5 separate regions of the Mus musculus genome follow, and all the other regions are linked to region 1. A link is a loop called in an ENCODE intact Hi-C map of the cell type or tissue named here. Cell type or tissue: gastrocnemius. All regions are shown on one strand.

Evidence for each region. A loop is a pair of places that touch in the nucleus more often than their neighbours do. Peaks named below come from ENCODE experiments on the same cell type or tissue, not always from the same donor. Only the 100,000 strongest peaks of a DNase experiment are listed, where the experiment ranks them.
Region 2: it touches region 1 in a loop (9-fold over the local background); 40 of 42 quality-filtered maps call a loop at or near these places.
Region 3: a loop joins it to region 1, with 4 times the contacts of the local background. A loop is called at or near these places in 13 of 42 quality-filtered maps.
Region 4: it touches region 1 in a loop (4-fold over the local background); 16 of 42 quality-filtered maps call a loop at or near these places.
Region 5: a loop joins it to region 1, with 7 times the contacts of the local background. A loop is called at or near these places in 17 of 42 quality-filtered maps.

Annotation. Positions count from the first base shown.
Region 1 is chr12:72,973,874-72,978,873 of GRCm38, reverse strand. No RefSeq gene overlaps it. Among named protein-coding and RNA genes, the nearest start is that of Six6, 36 kb to the right of the region's middle. In gastrocnemius, a CTCF peak has its summit at 1,961; a DNase peak (open chromatin) is centred at 1,951; H3K4me3 peaks cover 709 bases; H3K27ac peaks cover 317 bases.
Region 2 is chr12:72,845,447-72,850,446 of GRCm38, reverse strand. No RefSeq gene overlaps it. Among named protein-coding and RNA genes, the nearest start is that of Gm40441, 3.5 kb to the right of the region's middle. In gastrocnemius, a CTCF peak has its summit at 2,445 (motif pointing left); a DNase peak (open chromatin) is centred at 2,504.
Region 3 is chr12:72,691,741-72,696,740 of GRCm38, reverse strand. No RefSeq gene overlaps it. Among named protein-coding and RNA genes, the nearest start is that of Dhrs7, 29 kb to the right of the region's middle. In gastrocnemius, CTCF peaks have their summits at 1,630 (motif pointing left) and 2,608 (motif pointing right); DNase peaks (open chromatin) are centred at 1,605, 2,102 and 2,571; H3K4me3 peaks cover 1,103 bases; H3K27ac peaks cover 1,387 bases.
Region 4 is chr12:72,518,878-72,523,877 of GRCm38, reverse strand. No RefSeq gene overlaps it. Among named protein-coding and RNA genes, the nearest start is that of Pcnx4, 15 kb to the left of the region's middle. In gastrocnemius, a CTCF peak has its summit at 3,017 (motif pointing right); DNase peaks (open chromatin) are centred at 3,040 and 4,314.
Region 5 is chr12:72,459,998-72,464,997 of GRCm38, reverse strand. Lrrc9 (leucine rich repeat containing 9) reads right to left here. Exons shown (of 32, transcript NM_001142728.1): 9 at 4,984-5,000; 10 at 4,076-4,207; 11 at 1,497-1,673; 12 at 1,048-1,162. Among named protein-coding and RNA genes, the nearest start is that of Lrrc9, 21 kb to the right of the region's middle. In gastrocnemius, a CTCF peak has its summit at 2,945 (motif pointing left); DNase peaks (open chromatin) are centred at 2,935 and 3,621; H3K4me3 peaks cover 276 bases.

The DNA of each region.
Region 1 (5,000 bases):
GTGTGTGTGTGTATGTGTGTGTGTGTGTGTGAATTAAAACAACAACAACAACAACAAAAACCATCCTCAATTCCAAACAGAATTTAACTACCAGAGAGTTCCTTTTAAATTTTTATCTATGAGTTTTTTTTCTTTCTTTCTTTTTTCAAGACAGGGTCTCTCTATGTAGTTCTGGCTGTCTTGGAACTTATTATATAGACCAGGCTGTCCTTGAAGTCACAGAGATCTGCCTGGCTCTATCTCTTGAGGTACTGCAATTAAAAGTGAGTGTCACTAGGCCTGGCTTGCTTTTAAGTTTTAACATTAGTGTTTTGATATGTTTCTCCTGAAGTTACAAAAGTATCTGTTCTCTAACATTTACCTGGCACATTTAAGAAAGAAAGCAAGCAATAATAACGTTAGAAGCATGAAGGGCCACTTTGTGTGTTTTCTCATGTAATTCATAGATGATGGGTACTAAACAGCTAAAAACTAATTTCCATCCATGAGGAAATAGACAAATCATGTTTCCAGCCTTTTGGTGACATTGTTTCAGGAGTTGGTTCCTTGAAAAAGATATGACCAGTGTGACTTCTGCCATGGAATCCCACCAGGAATTCTTCTCGCCCTTGACAGTTTGTAGTGAGACATTAGTAGCATAGAGTCTTCCCTGGGCACAGGCTGCAGCTGGTTTAAACTTACCTCTGCTTCCAAGGTACCATTCTGTACCTTGCTCTAGCCCCACACAACACAGAGCACGGCTCTCAGCATTTTATGTGTGCTTACTGGCGTGCTTCAAGCAGCTGGTTTTTATTTTAGTTACAATTAGTCATACTGTTCTCTGGCCTTGGAATTCATAAGTTTTGGATGGAGAGGCTGTTCTTGAAAGCCTTCTTGAAAGTTTGCTGCTGTGGTTGTTGACAGATGAAGGATGCCCATGCATTGGCTGCGATGCATTTAGTCTATCAGGCATATTTAAAAAAAAAAGATTTATTTATTTGTTTATTTATTTCTTTATTTATTTAATGTATGTGAGTACACTGTAGCTGTACAGATGGTTGTGAGCCTTCATGTGATTGTTGGGAATTGAATTTTTAGGACCTCTGCTCATTCCGGTCAGCCCGTTCCTTCTAGTCTACTCTACTTGCTCTAGCCCAAAGATTTATTTATTATTATACATAAGTACACTGTAGCTGATTTCAGACACACCAGAAGAGGGTGTCAGATCTCATTACGGGTGGTTGTGAGCCACCATGTGGTTGCTGGGATTTGAACACAGGACCTTTGGAAGAGCAGTCAGTGCTCTTACCCACTGAGCCATCTCGCCAGCCCTATCAGACAAATTTTTAAGTATCTTGCATTGGTCCTAGCATTTCAGATGTGATTTAAGTGTGATTTGTGGGAATTTGTACCATAATTCTGATGAATTGCTTTGCATGTTAGGACTTGGGTTTCCTAGTTAAGGAATTTTTACTTATTTCAGATAAGCCAGTTGTGAGTACTGTATTTTCCACTGGCATTTCCAGTCACTTCAGTGCACTTTTATAGCTCAAAGCTTGTTTAATTTCTTGGATTTAACTGAATTCTAAACGTCTACAATTTAACCTGCAGAGTTAGTTGATGGGAAACATTTGGTATTGGTAGTAGGAGTGATTTGTTTCCCCCAACTGAACATTTAACCGAATCTTTCATTTGTGAGCCATTTCTGAATCTCTATCGTTTGCCAAGTTCCATGCTGCAGGCTGGGGTACTCATAACAAGATGGAAGATGGGCTCTTGTCCGAAAGAGATTGCTGTCAACAGGTGGGCCAGAGACCAGTCACTCACAACAGGATCGGTGGGCCAGCGACCACAACGATCACAACAGGGTCAGTGAGGAGACTGACTGTCTTGCAGCTGGGGCCCTGTGACAGTGTCTCTGAGCTGTGGAGACAGGCTGCCTAGCCAGAAGAAAACAGAGCAGAGAGCTTTCTTGTACGCCAGGTGGTGCTGCTGCTCTGCTGTAAGGGCTGCGGTCACCCGAAGATCCTGGCGTCCTGTTATCTTTGCGTTTGAACTGAAAAGCTGTTTTCTTAGCCCTCTCCCTCTCCGTGCTTTGCGTGTATTTACATCTGACTGAAAAGAACTCCCTCTCCGGAGTTCCACCTCCTATCTTACTGGGGGAATAGATAATTTTTACTTAAAGGTATTCAGGCGTTCTTGGAAAATATGGTATTTACTATTTAAATCCCCTGAGTTTTTATTTTGTGGTTTGGGATGGCCTAACGAACTTTTGGAATCTCCTTTGCTGGGGATGGGAGGGTGGGGTTGGGGGAGGCGAAGGGGGGTTGGGAAGACTGGAGTGGAGGTGGGAGGGGCTGTTCTCAGGCGCTGAATTGCAGTTTACGGTTTTTTTTTCTTTCTTTCTTTCTTTTTTCTTTTTAAAATACAATCGAAGCAGTATTTCTGGTAAGAAAAGTTATTAGGTGTTTATGGATGTTTCAAAAGACCAGGGGACGGGGGAAATGCAGATCCCATGTTAAAATGTACACCTGGGGACTCTTTAACACTTTGAACAGAACCCAAGTTGGGAGGGCATGAGCTCCTTAAAGTGGTAGTTGTTTCTACTGGGGGAGGGGGTGCTCGTTGGATGCTGCCCAGGAGCACAGGATTGCCAGGAGCAGCCCCAGGGAGGATGAGTTAGCTCGGCAGCCAGGTAGGACGGGAATGTGTGTTTTCCTCTTACTTCCGCCACATCCCACATCCTCCTGAACAGGAAGAGCACTGCCTTTTTCTGAAGGCCCCCTTTTTTATCTTCTTCCTCCAGAGAATCCAGCAGGAGGCAGCTTATAGCAGGAGGGATAACAAAAATGTATCGAAGTTCTTTAAGGCACACAGAGAGGATGTGAGGTGTTAACCTTAGAAAGCTTTAGTTTCTCCAGCGTTTGGAAATGAAGCTGCTTTGAACTGGCTTTTGCAGGGCAGGCGAGCCCTGGCCTTTGCCTCTGTGTGCTTTTCTAACTGATCCACTGTGAGATCAGTAGGGCACAATTGCAAGTTTAGTCTGTCAGTGGTCGTTTTAGCTTTCAAAGTTTGGAATGGCCTCGGAGGACGAACAGACAGACTGACCTATACGGTCTAAAATCTAAGAAAATTAAAACAGGTGTTTTTTAAGATACTGTTTTGGGATAGTGGCATGAACATGGGGTTCAGTGTTCACCTCCTTCTAACCTCTTCACTTCCAAAGTCATAAAAACTGTCACTTAATATCTCATGATAGTGTTTGTTTTTAAGCAGATTGCTCATGATTATTTAGGTATATTATAGTACATAAAGTCCATGCAATATATTCTTATTACATAGTAAATTGTAAGTATGATTGATTCATATGTGACTTTTTAGAGTGATAATGGGTATTGAGCCTAGCATCTCATACCTGCTAGATCCCTAACCCCTTTTTTTGTTTTGACACAGAATGTTACAAATTTGCCTAGACTGTCCTAGAACTTGCTCACTTTCCCGAGTAGCTAGGATTGTAAAATCATACCACCAGGCTTGACTTGTATGATGCTAATATGTGGACATAATACATACTTCTTAATAGTTAAATATTAATGTGTTCAATTGCTTTGCATTGTATATTGTAGGATTCAGCTGGCATTATAAAGACAGCTATTCAGTAAGACTTAGGGCTGTATAAATTAGCATTTACATATTCTGAGCTCAAATTAAATATTAATTTAAGTGTTCAGTTTCTGCTGAAGTTTACAAGTTATTACTTGGCATATCCATGAGCTCAAGACAGAATTATGAAAAATTAAATGAATCTGTTAATCCCCAACTTACACGGGACTTATTAAAGAAACGTTTAAAGTCTTGAGTCAATGAGTTTCTTTTATATTAGTGTTTAGTGAGTACAGGTGCTTGCTTGAAGTCCTAGTAACCTGAGTTCAACTCCCACATCCCACAAGGTAAAGGAGAGAACCTCTGACTTCTAGTGTGTGCTATGACATGGGAGTGCTTGCACTTGCGTGAACATATACGCATATCGTCCACGAGCCAAAATGAGTAAATTAGACCATTGTTACAAAACCACAGTTTGTTCCTATAAGATAATTATCTATGATGGTTAGTTCCATTGGCTAGATAGCAAATGGCCAGTTAAGTTATAATGACTTTAATAACACCTTCAGCCTGATTTCAGGGTGATGTAGAGGAGAATTATTTAGTGTGGTGGCACTTTCATGAGGGAAGACCAATCCTAAGAAGACATTATAAAAGAAAGACGGTCTTAGGTTGACATTATATTAAAAACAAACAACCTTTTATTTGTCTGGTGGCAAGTTTTCCTTCTGCATCCATTTACAAGAGTTGAGGATTTGTGCATCTTACAGCACGCATCTCCTACCTAACCTTCTCTCTCTGTGCTCCCTGCCCTGGTTTGCTCAGATAAAAGACCAAGAGCAACGTGGGGAGGGAAGGGTTTATTTAACCTTACAGCTCCTATGGATCACAGTCCACCATTGAGGAAGCTGGGCAGGAACCTGAATTGGAAGGCTGCTTACTGCCCACTCCCATGGATCGGATCGATCATTTGCTCACCTGGCCCTAGGCTGGCTCCCACGGCTCATGGGTTGCTCCCTGAGCTCATTCCTCTTGTGGCTCGCGCCTCACTCAGCTAGTTTTCTTATCCAACTCAGGCCTACCTACCTAGGGATGGTGTCTCCCCAGAGGGCAATCATTAATTAAAAAAAAAATCCCTACAGACTTGAGTGATAGAGGCATTTTCTCAATTGAGGTTCCTCTTCCCAGATAACCAAGTTGACAAAGAAACAAGAACAGGACATAGGTCCTTGTGCCATCGACATCACCTGGGCGCTTCTTTATCCCAGGTGTCTGATCCCAGCCTAGCGATATCCAGCAGAACACCTAAGGCTGGGGCTTGGGAACCTGGGTCACAAAATCTCCTTGAATTGTTTGTGCATTTTTAGATTAGGTACCTCAGAAGTAAGATCTCTCCTCGTTGTAGGAATCAGTATCAT
Region 2 (5,000 bases), 130 kb after region 1:
CTCTATTTTGCTATTTTAATTTTCTCCAGTTCTATAAACAGCACCTTTAAATTCTGCCGGTGCTAGATGGTGAAACAAAATCCTGTAATCATTAACGGAGATGATTCTTAACGATTGCCCTTCTGGTTATCACTGTGATATTCAGGACAGAGGTGACACTTCAGTGGAAAAAGAGCAACAGGCTTTTTAAAGAGCCCCACGGGAGGCCCTGAAATGCACCACAAATAGAAACCCGTTTCCCCACGAATAACATCCAGACACATCTCTGCTGTTTTGTTGCGGCCATGTTTCTCTAAACGAACCCATACATGCCAGGGTTAAAAAGAAGCGCCAGGGCTGGCACTGAGACCCAATGAATGTACTGCATAGGTTTCACACAAAACAGAAAGTGACACCAAGTTCATGACAGACAGCACAACACAAAACAGTGAGAACAGGTTGGAAACATGCTGGGGATCTGTTAGTGTGCACCCTGCACCCGGCACCCCGCACCCCACACCCGGCGCTGGCCTCTGGGCTTTACAAATGAAACAAGAAAAACTTTCAATCCTCATTTCAAAAAATGAAGAATCGCATCATGTTGGAAAAGGAAAACAGCAAGTGCACATTTACAATGCAAGTTTTACTTAAGTCTATTGGTTATCTATACCCAATCACACACATACACCCTTGGCCACACCAATGACATTGGAAAAGATTGTGTAAGGTGTGTGTGTGTGTCCTTGTCCATAGAGAAAATGAGCACACACACACACACACATTTGCATGGTTATGAGATGGAACCGACAAAGTCAAGGAAAGGTAAATAACTTCTTTTTAAAAGATTTGTTTATTTCTATTGTATAAGTGTTTTGCCTGAATGTATGTAGTAACATGGGTGCCTGGTGCTCACAGAGGCCAGAAGAAAGCATGGGACCCCAGTTATAGCTGATTATGAACCACTGTTTGGGTGCTGGGAGCTGAACCTGGGTCCTCTGCAAGAGCAATAAAGGCTCTTAACTCCTGCCTGATAAATGACGTCTAAAACTACCATCAGCATGCTTGTTGTGTTCCTGGAAGATGTGCATGCACTGTTTGGCTCCCTTGAGTCCACTTAAGAGGGAACTTTGTTGTAGCAGGATTTGAGATGCTAAATAAACCCAGTTCTTGAACTGAAAAAGGCACAGGCAAACAGCTAACCTTACCTTTACCAGATTTAGTTGGTCAGTTTGCCAAAGATATTATGTAATTCTAGGACTATTAACTATTGATACATTGTTTAACTAAGCTTTGGGAGATAAGCTGTTGAAAATACTTGTAACTCTGTGAAGGATGTATAGCTTATAGCCTGCAGGTCTTTTTGAAGTCTCTTTCTGAAAAGAGATAAGTCATCTCTAAATACGTAGTAACACAAGCTTTCAGTGTGCCTTTACCTTAATGAATGTATGAATACCCAAAACATGTGGTAAGTATCAGATCTTGGATTGTAGGGTATAATTTCAAGTTAAAAAAAAATCCTTAGTTCCTAAGATCTAAGTGATAGGAAATAGATGGCACATTTAGGTCTTTCTTCTTATAAGCCAGCTCCTTTTGTTTAGTTACAATATATTTGAAGCAGCAGAATTCTAAAATAACAGAGTTGAGTACTGCAAGCAATGAAATTCACTGTGACAAGGTTTGACCCTCCTACAGATGTGTATGCAGAGACTATGCGTGCATATATGGAAATGAGAATATATGTATGGGTATAGCGTTCATATGTAAAATTAAACAGTTCTGCAAATGCTTGGCTAGGAAACCCTTTTAATAATCTGTGGTGTCTGCCACGATACAGGAAAGTATGAAGGCAGATGAAGAAAACACCAGACTAAAGAACTTGAGAACACCAAGGTTTAAGAGCCATCACACCAGGGCACTATAATGAAAGCCGCAGAGGGGAGGGCTCTGATGAAGACGCCTTCTCTGTTGGCCTTCCCCCCACCCCCACCCCCTTGCTGGATAGACCCTGGGGAAGCAGGTCTTAGCTCCCCAGGGCACCGGGTTAGGAGGATCCAGGAAAGCCCCATTTCCCAATCAGCATCATTCTTATAAATTCCCCTGAACCTCCTCGGCCACATCCAGCTCTCAGAAACAGACCTGCTTAATGCGAAATGAATCCCAGTAGAGAAAGGGCCAGCATTTCTTTCCAACCGACTAGCACAATGAGAAGAAAATGGAAGTTGAAAACAAAAAGAAAACCCCAAATCTTTGCAGCTGTATTAGATTCCTAAGGGATAGAAAATGCCAGTTATGCTATAGACAGAATTGAGTTAGTTGTCTTCATATTAACTATTATTATTGCAGATATTTTAATGAAACATTGACTACTAAATTTATCTGACCTGACTGAAATTTTCAACAGTTACTTTTGAAGTAACTTGAAAAACCTGCGAGTGGATTTGGGAACAAGGTTTGCTCTGCCACCTGCTGGCTATTGAAAATAATGCAGCTCTTAGAAGTTCTCCCCATTTTCAAAGATATCAGACCTCAACCCGGGTTTGTGGTAAGGCGATGGTGGCAGCAACCCATGTGGTTCAGGGTCATGGAAATAGAGATAGACCTGGCATCATCGAGCCTGAAGAGGAAGTGGGGGTTGGGAGTGTGTGTGTGCGTGCATGTGTGCACACGCATGAGTGTGTGTGCTCTTGCTCATGCACGCACATATGAAGAGACCCAATGTAACCCTTTTTCCTCTGCTGGTCTGAGAGGCTTCCCCCATCCTCACTTCGGAACTACTCACTGCAGCTACCTCTGTGCATACTTTAGTGGCCTTATCTCTAGGACAGTTGTTAAGAAATCTGTCTTACCTCCAAGGGAAAGACGCCTTTTACACCATCTAGTACTACGAGGAACTCTTTGGTCAGAATTACAGGTAGAACTGACAGGGTGCCATAGTCAGTTTGTTGGCCTCCTCAATCTGTATTTCAGAGGTCATTGTCACAGAGCTTTTATGCAAGTTCAGAGTCTAACTGGACCAATGACTTTAGATTATCTTTATAAAAGAAAATAGAGGGCTGGAGAGATGGCTCAGTGGTTAAGAGCACCGACTGCTCTGCCAGAGGTCCTGAGTTCAATTCTCAGCAACTACATAGGGTCCGGTGCACTATTCTAGTGTGTGTCTGAAGACAGCTGCAGTGTAGTCATATAAATAAAAAATAAATAAATCTTTGTTTAAAAAATGAAAGAAAGAAGGAAGGAAAGGAAGAAAGAAAAGAGTTCAGTGGGTAAAGCTGCCCAAGGCTTCAGGTTTGAGTTCTGATCCCCAGGACCCATGAAAAAGCTGGGGCAGATGATATGTACATTGCTGGTGGTTTTGGGGGAGGAGGTGGCAAGCAAGTGCCAGGGGCTTCCTGGGCAGCCAGTGTAGTCTAAATGGTGAGCTCTGGCCTCAGGGAGATTCTGCATCAAAAGATGAGGTAGAGACCAATAGAGGAAGATTTTTTTCTTATGTGGGTACCACACTCACACACATGTGCTGGCACACACGTGCTCGAGAGCGCAGACACACATACACAGAGAAAGAGAGAGACAGAAAGACAGAGAGAGAGAGACAGAGAGAGAGACAGAGAGAGGTGTTTGATGCTTGTTTATTTACTTAAATAGGAACCAGTTTCCTACCTTCAGCAGTCTCCGAGCCTGTGCCAACCTTACATCTTTCGAAACACATGTTCCAACTAAGCATCGTGAAGATTTCTACCTTTGTGCTTTGGGTGGAGAGGGCCGGCGCCAGTAATGACAAAGACTAAGTCTCCTCCCTACCCTTCTGCTGGGGAGTGCCAGCAGTGGCTTCAGTGGCACCTAGAGAAACAAGCATGCTACAGAAAGGTGGAAGGTCATCAGACTGACACCTGACATTTTTTTAAAACAATTTCTCAATTTCCATCTATAGTCTAGCCCATTTTCTTTTTCAAATTTCTCCCACAATAACCGTATGAGGGATCTTGCTATTGGGATTAAGGGAAAATTTCAAGCATTCACAAAAGGCAGGTCTAACGAAATTACATCCTTCTCAAATGCTTTGTTTATTAACAGAAATATCCTTAAAATGTGGGTTTTCACACCCCTGAGCAATCGCTGTCACAAAGGGAACAATTCTGACCTTAAGCTGGCTGTGCATTCCCTAGTCGGGGACAATGCCTCCCCGCCTTTTCTTAAAGAAAACTTTTCCTCCCTGACCTGTCTGTAGACCACCCAGGAAGCAGGTTCTCCCACTTCATCTGAGGAAGGGACAAGGGGACTTGCTGCCTTTAGCAGTCCTGGGCTTTTCTTCTAATAGGGTAAGTTAATTATTTTCATCAACAGATGAGGGGTGGCCGGGGCCGGCCGGCAGGGGCCGGAGGGAAGCAGGTGTTTCACACACCTGCACTGCCCGGCTTAATTGCTCTGAAATCTGGAGGCTTCGGTGGCATTTGCTTGTCTTTGCTGAATCTCCGGAGGGGGGCCCCATTGGTAGGGTTTGTAACGTAATTGCAGTATAAATATGCAACCACTTTTGAGTGAACAAATTATTTTCTTTAAAATGAACTCCAGGTAAATTTAATTAGGAAGAAAATGTGATTGACAAGTACTAAACTGAGTGCCTGGATTAAAAGTCCTACTTCTGCTCAAAGAGGAGGAGGAGGAGGAAGAAAGAAAGAAAGAAAGAAAGAAAGAAAGAAAGAAAGAAAGAAAGAAAGAAAGAAAGAAAGAAAGAAAGAAAGAAAAAATAATCAAAAAAGCAATGACTGAAATCAACTTTATTCTGTTGTTTCCTTCTGTAGGCAGAAGTGAGTTCAGAGAGAGAAAACTATTGTATTGAGATTTCCACAGTTAAACCCAAAAAGGTATCTTTGTTTTGTTTTTAATACAATGCAAGAAAAATTAGCTTTAAAGTGAGGTAGCCTGCATAGCAAAATGATATTTATTGTGGTGTTCTGGGCTGCTTATATTTATTTGTGTGTTTGGGGTGTGTGTGTGTGTGTGTGTGCGCGCACGCGTGCGTC
Region 3 (5,000 bases), 280 kb after region 1:
ATTACTCTGTCTCTCTCTCTCTCCAAATCTCAAACCATCAGTTTGATTAGTTCTCTGATAGAAGTAAAAAGGGTTGTTTGAGAACATGCAAGCTGAATAAGAACTGAACCTAAGAGGATCCAAGAAATCTAGCCTCGTTCAGAGGAGAAGGCACTGGGTCTGAGGACAAGGTAGGAGCTTTGGAAGCATGGTGGTGGTGTGCTGGGGAAAGGCTGATGTTCTTGTTTCTGGCTTGAACACCTAGACGAATGATGGTGGTGGTAGTTAAGGAGGAAGGTGTAGAAGGAGAGACTCGTAGGCTTGTTACTTAGAAATGATGCCGCTCAGTTGTCTAGCATCCACAACATCACAGGAGCCTGAATGACAGGGAAGAAAACAATGTTCTGCTGTATGCCAGTTAAGGAAAGTAGATGTTCCCCAGGCGTGGTGCACACGCCTTTAATCCCAGCACTCAGGAGGCAGAGGCAGGCGGATTTCTGAGTTCAAGGCCAGCCTGGTCAACAAAGTGAGTTCCAGGACAGCCAGGGCTACACAGAGAAACCCTGTCTCGAAAAAAACAAAAACAAAAACAAAAACAAAAAAAAAGGAAAGTAGACATTCTAGTTCATTTAAATTTCCCCACATCATATGAATCTGACACTTTTGTTTCTACCTCTTACCTCTACCTAGGTAAGAAGGCTATACTAAAGACACTAAAGCCCATGTTCTTCCCAAGATCAAGGGGTGCAGAGTCTGGTTTGAGAACATTGAACTCAGAAAAGAAGGCTAACTCTATTAACTTTGTCTTAGAAAACTATCTAGTGGGCTGGCGAGATGGCTCAGCAGGTAAGAGCACTGACTGCTCTTCCTAAAGGTCCTGAGTTCAAATCCCAGCAACCACATGGTGGCTCACAACCATTGGTAATGAGATCTGACTCCCTCCTCTGGTGCATCTGAAGCCAGCTACAGTGTACTTACATATAATCAATCAATCAATCAATCAATCAATCAATCAATCAATCTTTGGGCCAGAGCGAGCAGAGTTGACCAGAGTGAGCCGGGCAGAGGTCTTAAAAATTCAATTCCCAACAACCACATGAAGGCTCACAAACATCTGTACAGCTACAGTGTACTCACATACATTAAATAAATAAATAAATCTTAAAAAAAAAGAAAAGAAAGAAAACTATCTAGTATGTCTACTGATACTATCAGATCATGGAGGTTATAGGCGTAACCAACTACTCTCTGGTTGGATGTGAGGCTTGCTTCACAGGAAGGAATTCACACTTGTTACTCTAAATTTGCTCAAAAGTCAATAGTTCAGGAGACCATAGGTCCTGGGGCAAAACTACTACTGCCATTTTTCCTTTTTTCCTAAATGGACACATCATCAAACTGTCTTCTAAATATTTATGTTTCTATTCTTAGGTTAGTGCTGCTCTCGGCCTTAGGCAGCAAGGCATCTTTCTGCAGAGGGCAGCAGACAGCGTGAGACACTCAGAGCTCATCAGCCTGCTTAGGATAAGTGACTACTGAGTGATCAGCTCCGAGTGGGACATTTCTGTCAACCCCCACGAGGCTCCTCGAGCATTGAAGAAATGGGGGCAAAAAGCATGTAAGAGCCAGGGGAGGGGACGGGTGCTGTGAGGTGCCGCCTGCTGGACATGCATCCATCAGCAGCTGTCCTGTCACCTCGATGCAGATTTAGTTGTCTGCACAAGAGCAAACCAGCAAGTTCAGCCAGTATTCCAGGGGCATATGGTGGGGTGTTTGGGAGGAATGGGAGTGGAATTGGAGGAGGGTACGATCAAGATACATTGTATACATATATAAAACAGCTAAAGAATAATGAAAGATTTTAAAACGGCATCTAGGTGTTTATGGCACAGTAATTTATAGTCCAGAATTTAATTTTTTTTTTTTTTTTGGAGAGGTACACAGTAGTTTCTTTTACTACTGTTTATTTTTCTTGCATTGAAATGTCAATCTTTTACTCGGACTTTAGTCATCTGTGACACTGTTACCACGCCGGGTGTAACATGTGGCCAGCTGACTCCCATCCAAACTGTAGTTTAATCTGCCTTCATGGAAACATAACGTTGGCACTGTGGGAGAGGCGGGCAGGGCAGTAGTGCCAACAGCTGAAATTCTGTCTCCAGAAGCTAAACGGTTATCCTGTGCGCTGAATGAGCGGACACACGGTCAACACAACAGCTGCTGATGTCACAAGGAGAGGTTTACTGCGCTTATTTTTAGGGTTGCCAAAGTGGAAAAACAGCCCCACTTAACCGGACATTTCTCCCATCGCTCTCTTTCTCTTTTCTAGGTCTCATCTGCCTTTCTGTCTCTCTCCTTCATTAACACATTTGAATTCACCTTTCAAAGTTGTAGTCCTGGAAACCAGGAAGCCAAAGAGTCTCTTAAAGAAAAACAACAACAACAACAACAACAACAACAACAACAACAACAATTTATTTTGAGCAGTCGAACAGCAGAGGAGAACACCCAGACAGCTCGGATTGGCCAGTTTCTATGTATGCGCCGTTGAAATTAAGAAACATTTTCAAAAATTCTATTCGTCACCTTGGACCCACTTATTTAACAGTAAATATAAGCCAACCAGTAGAGGGCAGTGCTGACTTGTTCCTTAAAACCCTCAACAGTAAGGGCAATTTTAGTAGTGAAAAAAAAATTTTTTTTTAATGTAAAGTTGAGCAATCAAATAGATGAGAAGATTTCAAGGGCAATGAGTCACAGCAACACATGGTTGATGCAAACAGGTTGTCACAATTTTCCTGGGACATAAATTAAATACTTGTTTCACAACCTGCCTTTTTCATGTTTGCTTCTTCCGCATGTGGCACTGTGGCCATCAGAAAATCCTTCCGTGCTCTCGGAACCTCACCTTTCTCATTAGAAAATGATGTATTTGGCACAGATGAGAGTTAGCTTCCCTTTGAGGGAACACTAGTCTACGAAAGAGAATGCTAAATAAAATAATTTTGTAGACAGACCTCCTGGAGAAGTTTAAGGGGACCGTACCCCATCCTCACTGATCATTCTCATTGCCGAGTTAGCTACTCCAAATCCTTGGCAGCGCTTTCTAGAAAACACCTGGGGCCAGAGTGTGAGTCATGCAAGGAAATACACCGACCCTGGCCTTCCCTTCCCTTTATCAACTAAGAAGTTACTACCCCTAGTAGCAGCGTAAGGTATTCTTGATATATACCACTGCTTCGGATGCCTTGCGCCGTTTGCTTTCTAGTGTGTTAACATCGCTTGGGCTCCTGGCTCTAGCTTCTTCCCCACGCCAGGAGCATCATGGCTTTTGCTGTCACACAGAACTGTTTCTGTAAGGACCCAGGCAGTCAAGGTAGCCGGCGCTTTGCACGTGTGGATTTCACAACTGTGGAGTCCATCAGCTGTGGATGGAAAATATTCCTTTTAAAAATCGTGTTCATATTGGGCATGCCTTTTGGTTCCCACTACCCATCATGGCGTTAGTCCCTAAACAATGCAGCATCACACCTATTTACATAGCATTGACATTGTATGCGTTGCATGTATGAGACTCTGGGTTGGATCTTCAGCCATACACTGGACACTGTGGTACACAGTTGTAATTTACAATTTGGGAAGTGGAGGTAAGAAGACCATAAATTCAAAGCCAGCCTGGATTACAGATGTATTTTTGAGGTCAGCCCAGGACATATCTCAACACCGAAAGACAAAAGTAAAAAAGAACCTTGAAGAACTGAGAGAGAAGCCATTCATCATGTGCAAAGGACCTTTAATAAATTAATTAGCAGAGTCCTCCTTAGTCAGTGGGACCAGGAAGGTAGAGGCTTACTTTGGAAAGAGGCTCATTTTCTTTTTTTTTTCTTTTTTTTTTTTTAAAGATTCATTTATTTATTATATGTAAGTACACTGTAGCTGTCTTCAGACAATCCAGAAGAGGGAGTCAGATCTTGTTACAGATGGTTGTGAGCCACCATGTGGTTGCTGGGATTTGAACTCCGAACCTTTGGAAGAGCAGTCGGGTGCTCTTACCCACTGAGCCATCTCACCAGCCCGAGGCTCATTTTCTATGCTTTCAATCACCCACAGTCAACTAAGATTGAAAATATTAAACAGATGTTGGACAGTGGTGGCACACATCTTTAATCCCAGCACTTGGGAGGCAGAGGCAGGTAGATCTCTGTGAGTTCGTGGTCAGCCTGGTCTTCAGAGTGAGCTCCAATACAGCAGAGATACACAACAAACCCTGCCTCAAAAAAAAAAAATAAATAAAAAAGAAAGAAAGAAAGAAAAAAAGGAAGGAAGGAAGGAAGGAGGATAGAAAATTTTAAAGGAAAGCATCACAAATAAGCAATTCATAGATTGATTTTTATTTTATTTTTTAACCTTTTTGGGTGGTGGGAATAAAATCTAGGGCTTTGTGCAAGCTAAGTAATTTCTCTATGGCTGAGCCACATCCACAATCTGGCACCACTGCATACATTTCAAATTGCATGTCACTGTGAATAGTATGATAAAATTCATGCTGTCCAGCTCCACCTAGCCTGGAGTATAGACTGTCTCTTCTAGTGTCTTCATGGTGTATATGCTACCATACATTCTGCACTCAGTCTGGGTTATGAGATCAACTGTCACAGTACTGAAGTACTTACGTTCAATCCCCCATATTACTGGGTGTGTTTGCTACATGCATATATTCTCAGTATTAGGAAGCCTGAGGCAGAGGATTTCAAATTTATGACTGGGTCAGGCTACATAGCAAGACCCCATCTCAACAAAAGAAAACAAAACCTAGGACTAGGAGCAAAGCTCAGTGCTCAGAGATAGAACACTTGCTCCTGGTTTGATCCCCAACATCACCACGAGCAACCCATTGATCAAGCAAGCAAATAAGTAAAAAAATTGTTTTACTTAATAATGATGACAAAGTGCAAGATGACAAAGTGGCACCGGAAACTAGGGTACAAAGGGCAGCCGTGATGTGTTTCCTTTAAGTGATA
Region 4 (5,000 bases), 450 kb after region 1:
GATGCTACTTTGAACACTCATTTTATGTCTGTTTTCTAAGCATCACGTTTTATTTTGATAGAGCAAGCTATTCTAATGTATAACAGTCTTTTTGCGTGTTGCTGTGGGAATGGAAAGTGGTATAGCTGCTGCGGAAAGTATGGTGGCTCTTTAAAAAATAAATTAGAACTACCATATGATCTAGTACCCAGCAGAAGTGAAAAGAAGGATTCAAGTGGATGCTTGTACACATATGTTCACATATGTTCATAGAAAGGTCACTTAAAATAGCACAAAGGTGAAGGAGTTGTTAAACCAAGTGTGGTGTATACACACAGTGGATTCTTAGTCATCTTTAAGTGGGTAGACAAGTGTGACACATACTGCAACATGAATAAGCCTAAAGGCATGTCTGTGAAATACTCCACTCACAGTTTATCATACTGGCATAATTATACGAATATGAGTTACTTATAGTAGTCAGAGCCATAAAGACAATAGCAAAACGACAGGTACCTTGGATAGAGGACAGGGAGGCTATTTAATGGGAAGAACAAGGTTTTGAAGTTTTCAAGATAAAATGACTTTAACGATGAATGATGATGATGATGGTGGCTGAAAATGAACTGCACATTAGTATAGTTTAAAATGATAAACTGCATGTCTTCCTCACCACAACCTACACCAACAAAGTGGCTAAGGTGGGACGAGAGGTGCAGCTTGGTTGGCCGAGTGCTTACTTTGCACTCAAGAGGACCTGGGTTCTATAAACCAGACACAGTAGCATACATTGACTTGTAATCCTAGTACTCAGGAAATAGAGGTGCCTGGAGCAGAGATTCAGGTCATCCTCTGCCTAAGGAGTTGGAGGTCAGCCTAGGCTACTTGAGATCCTATCTCAAAATACACATACATGCATCATTAAATAACACGTAAATTATATATAATGCATATAAAAATAAAAGAAGTGGGGCTGAAGAGATGGCTCAGCAGTTAAGAGCACTGACTGCTCTTCCAGAGGTCCTGCGTTCAATTCCTAACAACCACACGGTGGCTCACAACCATCTGTAATGGGATCTGATGCCCTCTTTTGGTGTGTCTGAAGACAGCTGCATTGTTCTCACATACATAGAATAAATAAATAAATCTAATAAACAAACAAACAAATAATTGCTCTATATATTTTATTGCAAAAGTTTCTAAGGGAAAATCCTCAAAGATATGGGTACAGGTGAAAAATTCCTGAATAGAACAGCAATGGCTTGTGCTGTAAGATCGAGAATTGATAAATGGGACCTCATAAAGTTGCAAAGCTTCTGCAAGGCAAAAGACACCGTCAATAAGACAAAAAGACCACCAACAGATTGAGAAAGGATCTTTACCTATCCTTAACCAGATATGGGACTAATATCCAATATATAAAAGAACTCAAGAAGGTGGACTCCAGAAAATCAATTAACCCCATTAAAAAATGGGGCTCAGAGCTGAACAAAGAATTCTCACCTGAGGAATACCGAATGGCTGAGAAGCACCTGAAAAAATGTTCAACATCCTTAATCATCAGGAAAATTCAAATCAAAACAACCCTGAGATTCCACCTCACACCAGTCAGAATGGCTAAGATCAAAAATTCAGGTAACAGCAGATGCTGGCGAGGATGTGGAGAAAGAGGAGCACTCCTCCATTGTTGGTGGGATTGCAAGCTTGTACAACCACTCTGGAAATCAGTCTGGCAGTTCCTCAGAAAATTGGACATAGTACTACCGGAGGATCCCGCAATACCTCTCCTGGGCATATATCCAGAAGATGTCCCAACCGGTAAGAAGGACACATGCTCCACTATGTTCATAGCAGCCTTATTTATAATAGCCAGAAGCTGGAAAGAACCCAGATGCCCCTCAACAGAGGAATGGATACAGAAAATGTGGTACATTTACACAATGGAGTACTACTCAGCTATTAAAAAGAATATATTTATGAAATTCCTAGGCAAATGGATGGACCTGGAGGGCATCATCCTGAGTGAGGTAACCCAATCACAAAGGAACTCACACAATATGTACTCACAGGTAAGTGGATATTAGCCCAGAAACTTAGGATACCCAAGATATAAGATACAATTTGCTAAACGCATGAAACTCAAGAAGAACGAAGACCAAAGTGTGGACACTTTGCCCCTTCTTAGAATTGGGAACAAAACACCCATGGAAGGAGTTACAGACACAAAGTTTGGAGCTGTAACGAAAGGATGGACCATCTAAAGACTGCCATATCCAGAGATCCATCCCATAATCAGCTTCCAAATGCTGACACCATTGCATACATTAGCAAGATTTTGGTGAAAGGACCCAGATGTAGCTGTCTCTTGTGAGACTATGCCGGGGCCTAGCAAACACAGAAGTGGATGCTCACAGTCAGCTAATGGATGGATCACAGGGCTCCCAATGAAGGAGCTAGAGAAAGTACCCAAGGAGCTAAAGGGATCTGCAACCCTATAGGTGGAACAACATTATGAACTAACCAGTACCCCGGATCTCTTGACTCTAGCTGCATATGTATCAAAAGATGGCCTAGTCGGCCATCACTGGAAAGAGAGGCCCATTGGACACGCAAACTTTATATGCCTCAGTACAGGGGAACGCCAGGGCCAAAAAGGGGGAGTGGGTGGGGGAGGGTATGGGGGACTTTTGGGATAGCATTGGAAATATAAATGAGGAAAATACCTAAAATAAATAAATAAATAAAAAGAAATGAAAGTGAAAAGAAAGAAAAACTTAAAATAAATAAAATAAAATGAAAAAATTTTATATGAAAAAAAAAGTTTTAGAAAGGACTAAGGGGATAGGATGTCTTTTTCTGTGTTAGAAATAAAAAGGCATCTATCTTACAAAATAAAAGCACAGTACAATTAAATATTGAATCCACAGAGCAGCTTGATAAAGAATCTTAAATGTCACCAAATTATCTTCTATTTAAAAGTGAAACTTGTGATTTTAAAAATCTGTATTCCTTGAGTCTTTTCTGCGCCTTTCTTTTCCTTGGCCCCTAGGTGGCAGCAGAGAGCAGAAGTGTCAGCAGGTAGTGGTAAAGAAGTGTGGCTGTGAGATTGCAGTGAGCTTTGTTTTGAGTGCTCACTCACAACTCTGTAGACATAAAGACACTTTCATGAACGGTGGGAAACTGGAGGTCCAGAGAAGTAAAGATTGTATAAATTCATAACAACAGGCCTGTCTATCCCAGGTCTTTGATTTACACTACAGTGTTGTTTAGACTCTATGCCATGTCACTCTTAAAAATATCACATAGAACATTCAGTTCTTGCTTTCCTTATCATAAAGTTATTTTATTAAACATAAAACTCTTGTATGGCTCTTGTGCCTATGGGTCTGTTTTGGGGATGTTATTTTTATATTCTCGTAAGTTTCTTTTCTCATCCTTTTAACCCTAAGAGGGGTTGTATTTTCTTTGCTCTTTAGAGTAACATATTTTATAAATTTATCTCACACTCTTCATAATCAATATTCTCTAAATCACTATAATTTACTCAGAATAAATTTATAAATTATTCAGAATAAAAGCGATACCACCCTTCTTACCTTAGACTGAGGTTCGGAATCACTTGTTGGTTGCAAATGACAGCAATTTTATTGCCCCAAAGGAACATACTGGTTGTCTTACTGGGAAGTCAGAGGATGTCTTGAGACATCATCTGGAGACTCAAATATTAGTCAATAATATCACCTTGTTTTCATTGCCTTACCCTTTGAAGGCTCTTCCGCTGGCAGGCAAGTGGCCGCCAGAGGCCTGTGTCACACCCTCCCACTTATCAATTGTCACGAAGAACATAAACTAAAGAAACCACTCCCTAAGTCCACATCCCAACTGTAGGCTGCGTGACTGGCAGTCCCAAAGATGACTCACAGAACAGGGGTAGACTTTCAAACAAAAAGTCTGAAGAATCAGTCTGGGGAAATCAGACACAACAGAAGAGTTTTGCTGTCTACTGAGCCAGGGTTTGCTTACGTTAATAATGAAATGGAGTCTTTATTCAGACTGATAGATCACTACTGCTCCTGTCCCAGCCACTGTAGCATTTATGCCACTTGGTGGACTGCACAGCTGTCTTCCTAACATTTAAATTCCGTTCCTTTATGAAACTTGCTACCAGCAGGACCGTAGTGGGAAGGCAGGCTCCATGCCGTTAGGGAAGTTGAGAGGTTCAGATGCTCTTCTTAAGCACTGTAAAGGGTTTGGTAGGGGGCCTAAGTTTGGCCATTTTCCCGGGGCTTTCAATGCAGACAGGTTAGAATGCATGGGGGCAGAGACAGGTCCAGTTCTGCCTGATGGCAGCCAGTGCTGTCAGGGCCAGGAGTGCTCGGCTCGCTCGTGCAGTAAGCAGTGTGCCTGGGACAGCGTGAAAGGCACTGGCAACCTAATTAATTAATGAACAACGTAATCTTGAGCTTGCCACTCGGCTCCTCAAGCTCTCAGTCTCAAAGCTCATTTTTCACTCTTTCTGCAGAGGAAGCTATCTAATATGTATATAAAGTGGGTTTTCTCTTTCAGCCCAAACCACTAATTGGTAAATAGCTAATTCTTAGTATAGTTATGTTTCCAAGTTGCTGGTGATGGGTAAATTAAGATTATGATTCATCTTTTTCATGTATTTAACAGCTTTAAATTATAGAATTTATTATCCCTTCAGATCCCTTTATAGTGATATTAAATTGATTAAAGCCATAAAGCATATTAATACATTTAAGGGATATTTAAAAATACATACAACTTTTTTCAACTAATGAAAACCATTTGTTATTAATACTTCCATGTTCTGTATGTACTGCATGGCATCTAGTTTCAAGTTTCTATAACTGTACCCTTGCAGCTTTGCCATTGATAGAGATTGCCATCTTTTTGAGTGGAAGAAGTTCACCATAACTATGATGATCATAAGGTTGTGAGAATTTACTATAATTATATAAGATAGTTTTTTTTATGTATCCACATAAATGCATATAGAT
Region 5 (5,000 bases), 510 kb after region 1:
ATGGGACCTCATAAAATTGAAAAGCTTCTGTAAGGCAAAGGACACTGTCATCAGGACACAACGGCAAGCCACAGTCTGAGAAAAGATCTTTATCAATCCTATATCCAATAGAGGGCTAATATCCAATATATACAAAGAACTCAAGAAGTTAGACTCCAGAGAACCAATAACCCTATTAAAAATGGGGGATAGAGCTAAACAAAGAATTCTCACCTGAGGAAACTCGAATGGCCGAGAAGTACCTAAAGAAATGTTCAATATCCTTAGTCATCAGGGAAATGCAAATCAAAACAACCTTGAGATTCCACCTCACACCAGTCAGAATGGCAAAGATCAAAAACTCAGGTGACAGCAGATGCTGGCGAGGATGTGGAGAAAGAGGAACCCTCCTCCACTGTTGGTGGGAAGTCGAAGTGGAAGGGTCAGGAGTTCAAAGTCATCGGCAAAACACAGAGAAAGCAAGCAGGCCGAGGGGAAGTGATTGGGGTAGAGCAGCGTCAGGTTCGAACACAGCAGTGTTCTCATTTATGTGGGTCACTGTGTGACGTGGCCTGGGAAGCAGTACTCTCCAGCACTGGTCTACATCAGGAGGCTGCAGGAAAGTGGGCTAGATGTGTTGGAGCTCAGGGTCCCAGCAATGACACAGAATTAGCAGTAAGGTGAGGGCGGAGAAGCAGAGAGGAAAGAAATGGTGGCAGAAAACGGAAATAGGAAGCTGGACGGCAGCTAGAAAGCACGGCCAAAGCGCGGGAATGGGGTGCTTTCAACTCGTTCTTTATAGGAGTGCTGGAGGTTCATGTTGAGTTTGGAGCCAATTAAAGAAGGAAATTTCAAAGTCACCAATAAAAGACTCCAAGAAGAAGAATCAAGTCAAGGCAGGCAGACAGAGCCGTGGAGGACTGCCTGTGCTGTCCTTTTCACGCCTAAGACTCTGTCTGTCGGCCACCATGCCACCATGCTTCCTGGGAACCAGGAACAGAAGTTTGTGGTAAACAGTGGTGCAGGGACGGGGAGGCACGCTGGATTCTGGGTGAGAGCGCGAGCTACCTTGCTTGTGTCGCTGTCTTTGAATCCCCTTTCAAGTATCTGTAGCAGATGCTTCTTCTTTACAGTCACTTCGGGATCAAAGACGTAGAAAAGGCACTCCAGCATCTTCCGGTAACTCCTCAGGAAGAAGAGCGGCAGAAAGAGGGTGAGAGGTAATGCCACAAAAGCTTAACCATCAATACGTTAACTGTGCACCCTGGTGAGAGTCTCCTGTTTCCAGTGTCATTAGGACCTCCAGGGCCCCCACCCCACGCTCAGAAAGAGGCTCACCCTAGACAAATCATGAAGTCATCTCGGCCATGGGAGACGCAGGACCAGGAAACATTTACTAGCAGGGTGCATCTTTCATATGGCGAACTTTGAAAACAGGAATGTTCATACTCTCTCTCCCCACTCAGAACGAAACAAAGGCAGCCTTTGCCGTTACTTGTAACAGAACTGACTCTTACTCCGGATCTTGTGTGTCTTCAAGATCCAAACACTTTTGGAATTTCTCTTCAAACTTCAGCCTCAGAATACGGTTGTTGACTTTAATGACCCGCTTCACCTTCACCCCCGTGATGCCGTACGCTCTGAAGTCCCAGGTGCAGAAACGCGACAGGATTAGTTCACAGCAGGAGTTAAACCTACGTGGGGAGACAGGACACACACACAAAAAGCAGAACAGTGGATTGCCTTCAACACGCTGAAGGGTATGAAATAGACCTTGAAGATCCTAGTTTGTGATATTTTTGGCTAAACATACTTCATCAGATCACAGTAGCTGTGTTTTTGTTCCACTGGGCATATTTGATCAACAGAAGATGCTAAAATTTGAAACACAGTAAAATGTTCTTTTTATTATCTATTATCTACCTCTTCTACCTAAAAACGATGTTGACTGAATAGTCCTTCCTTCTTAAGAATATTTGATTAGCTTCAGTGTGACCACATATTCCTGGCCACTTTCCTTCAGGCTATGACTTCAACTTTTCTTTTCTTTCTGTCCAGCCCCCCCTCCGGTTCCTTGAAATAATTTCTTTTTAAATTTTCATTTATTTTACTTTTTTTTATGGTGTTAAGGATTGAACCAAGAACCTTCTGCAATCAGAGAAGTCCTTTGTCACTGAACTATTCCCCAGTCTCCAATAGACTTGGAAAGCTTGCTTTTCACCAGGAACCAGAATTATAGCTCTCTTATTTCCACTGTCCCTAGGTGATTTTATCTATCATGTACATATGTATGTATGTATGTTTGTATCCATGCATGATATATGTATGTACGCATGCATGTATGTATATATATATAGTATATATATATATATGCATGTATGTATTCATACACAAATAATCATTTCTACCCAAATGTAGCTGTAGTACCCAGTTTGAATATCCACTGGTTTCTAAAACACTCGAGTAAATATGCAAAGGGACTTTCAAAGCTAAGTACTCAGCACCTGGCCCCAACCAGTAGTTAAAAATGGCAGGAGTGGCTGTCTCCACTCCTCTTCACCCGCTAGCACGCCTGTACCACATCTCAAATGCATGCTGAATCATACCCTGGCTCATCATCAGCACTGGCCCTGTCCTCTTTGGGAATATCATTGTCTCTGACTCTATCCCAAGAACTACCTAAGTTAGGGCACATAGTGAGAAGGGTGGTGTCCACCCTCTCTCTCCTAAGGCTTATATTCCAAAGGGGGTAGATATTCAATAATATGTAAAGCCATAAATATGACAAATGCTAAAGAATAAAGACTTAGCAGAGAAGCCTTGGGTAAGGAGTGCAGAGGGCACCTTCTTGAAGCCTCAGAGATCTTCCAGGGAGAAAAGTGATCTGAGAACCAGAGGAGGATGTGGCAGCTTTGAGAAACTCTAGATCACGGGTCCTTTCGATGACTGGTCTGCTCTCTGCTGCCCTCATCTGGCTGTTCTAATAAAATTACAGTCTTGTCTTAAAATTGCACAGAATGGAGATTAAGACCGAAAGAGAGACCATTTAACAAGGAAGCAAATGATTCTTTATGAGATTCATTTACCCTGTGACCATTTATGTAACATAGGTGTGAGGGCTTCTGTGACGGGTGATTTCTGAGCCCACTATCTGAACTCCTAGCTTAGAGCACCTGACTTACCACCAAAGGCTTTATCAGTGCAGGAGGTGACAGATAGCCCAAATGACCTCTATGTCATATGTATGACCCAGATCTTGGCAGCTCCTTCCGTAGGCCCTTAGTCTAATACATGCAGTCTCTCTTCAGAACCCACTTTCTTGCAAGAAATGACATGCACATTGGAGTAGGTTGATGTAATTGTGCCTCCTTGTGGATCTGAGCTTGTATTACACAAGGAAACAGTAACAAACGGTTCTGTTTAAAGATGCTGACAGTAAACCACCTGGTGTCAGACTCAGGAGTTAGAACAGGTCTGGCTAACAAAGTTGGAATGAACCGAGTTTCATTCTCATCTTGTCCAGATCGTTTCCCACTGGCTGTGATACAGGGAACCCGGCAGCCTGAAGTCTGGCTTTGTGCCCCTTCTCCCACCACCCAATGGCCTTGTTCCCACTGACGGCTTAGCTCCCACACGGCTTCCCCTTTGACTACAGGCCAGCAGGATGGCCAGGAGGCCTCCACGGTGGCAACCTGCTGTGGCCAGTTGTGCAGTTGGTTTCTGCTCTGTTCTGGCTTTCAGCCAGTGTTCAGAATCCAGGACTATCTGCCCAGCAACTGTATAAACATCGCGAGGACAGCAGTGGGACATAAACTTTTTTCTTAAAATATTTACAAACTCCCCATATACTTTTTCTGCTGACTGGCTAAGAAAAAGAATGGGTGTTGAGTGACCCCGTTGAGGTGTCCAGGGCTTGTCTCATGTCGATAAGGCAATGAGACAAAGGTACAGGTAGAAGATGTATGACAGCAAATTTTCAACAGATGGATATTTTGCTAAAAACTATTTTGAAAATGAGACACTTTGCAAGTTGATCACCTGGCTCAGGATCAAATATACAACTACTTTTGGAGCCCTACTCAAAGCTCAGGTTTACCAGTCATCAGCCTGAGTGCCTTCTTCAAAATGGATATTGCCCACAGTCTCCAGCTCAGTTAGCAGAAACGGGGTCAGTAAGCCGTGAGTCTTCTTCTTCTGTTTTACTTCAGTCCGATAAATCGCTTCAATCCTACCAGAGACAAAACACACATGCAGGGGTTCATCGGATGTGAGACTCACAGCATTGGCACACAGCTGTTCGTTCATGTGCCGTAGAACATGCACGTAGCATGGATTTGAGAATCAGTTACCTCTTGCTTTCAGTGGCGGAGTAACGTGAGTGTTAGCAGTTAGATCCAGAACAAGATATTCTGTTTCTAGCAGTGAAAAGCTCTGATTTTGTTACCCTCATGCAGAGTATGAAAAGCTGAGACTTTTCCGGATCTAAGAGCACGGATGCCAAATCCTAGACAGGTCGTTTTGTCTTCTTACACCCACGTATTCTCAGCACCACACCAGTACTACTAGTACTTCCATCTAAAGAGCTAGCGAGTGGGAGGGTCATCTGGCATGGACATTACAATCCTGTTAAGATCATTACAAAGACCCTAGTAACCCATTTACCCAGTGTCCCCAACAAGCAAGGACTGTAGTGTGCTTGCTGGTCTGGTCTGCGTGCTGCATTTCTGAACTAAGGAGCACTCAATTGCTTTTAGTTTGCAGCCAGAGGCTGAGATGTGACGCCATGCTGATCAGAGGAAGCCCACTGTGCTTAACTGAAAATGGCTTCAGCCGGAGCCCAGCTTTGAGTGGGTGGGGGCCCTAGGAACCGGGTGTGCCAACATGGTTCATGTTCTGCTTTCTCCCATTTATCAAAGGAACTGAGCTCAACTCTCGGCCTCCAACATGCTGATTTTATTTGATCCCGTTATCAATCTGAATGACCAGATAGTTCGGCAAACATACTCATGCAGTTTCTTGTT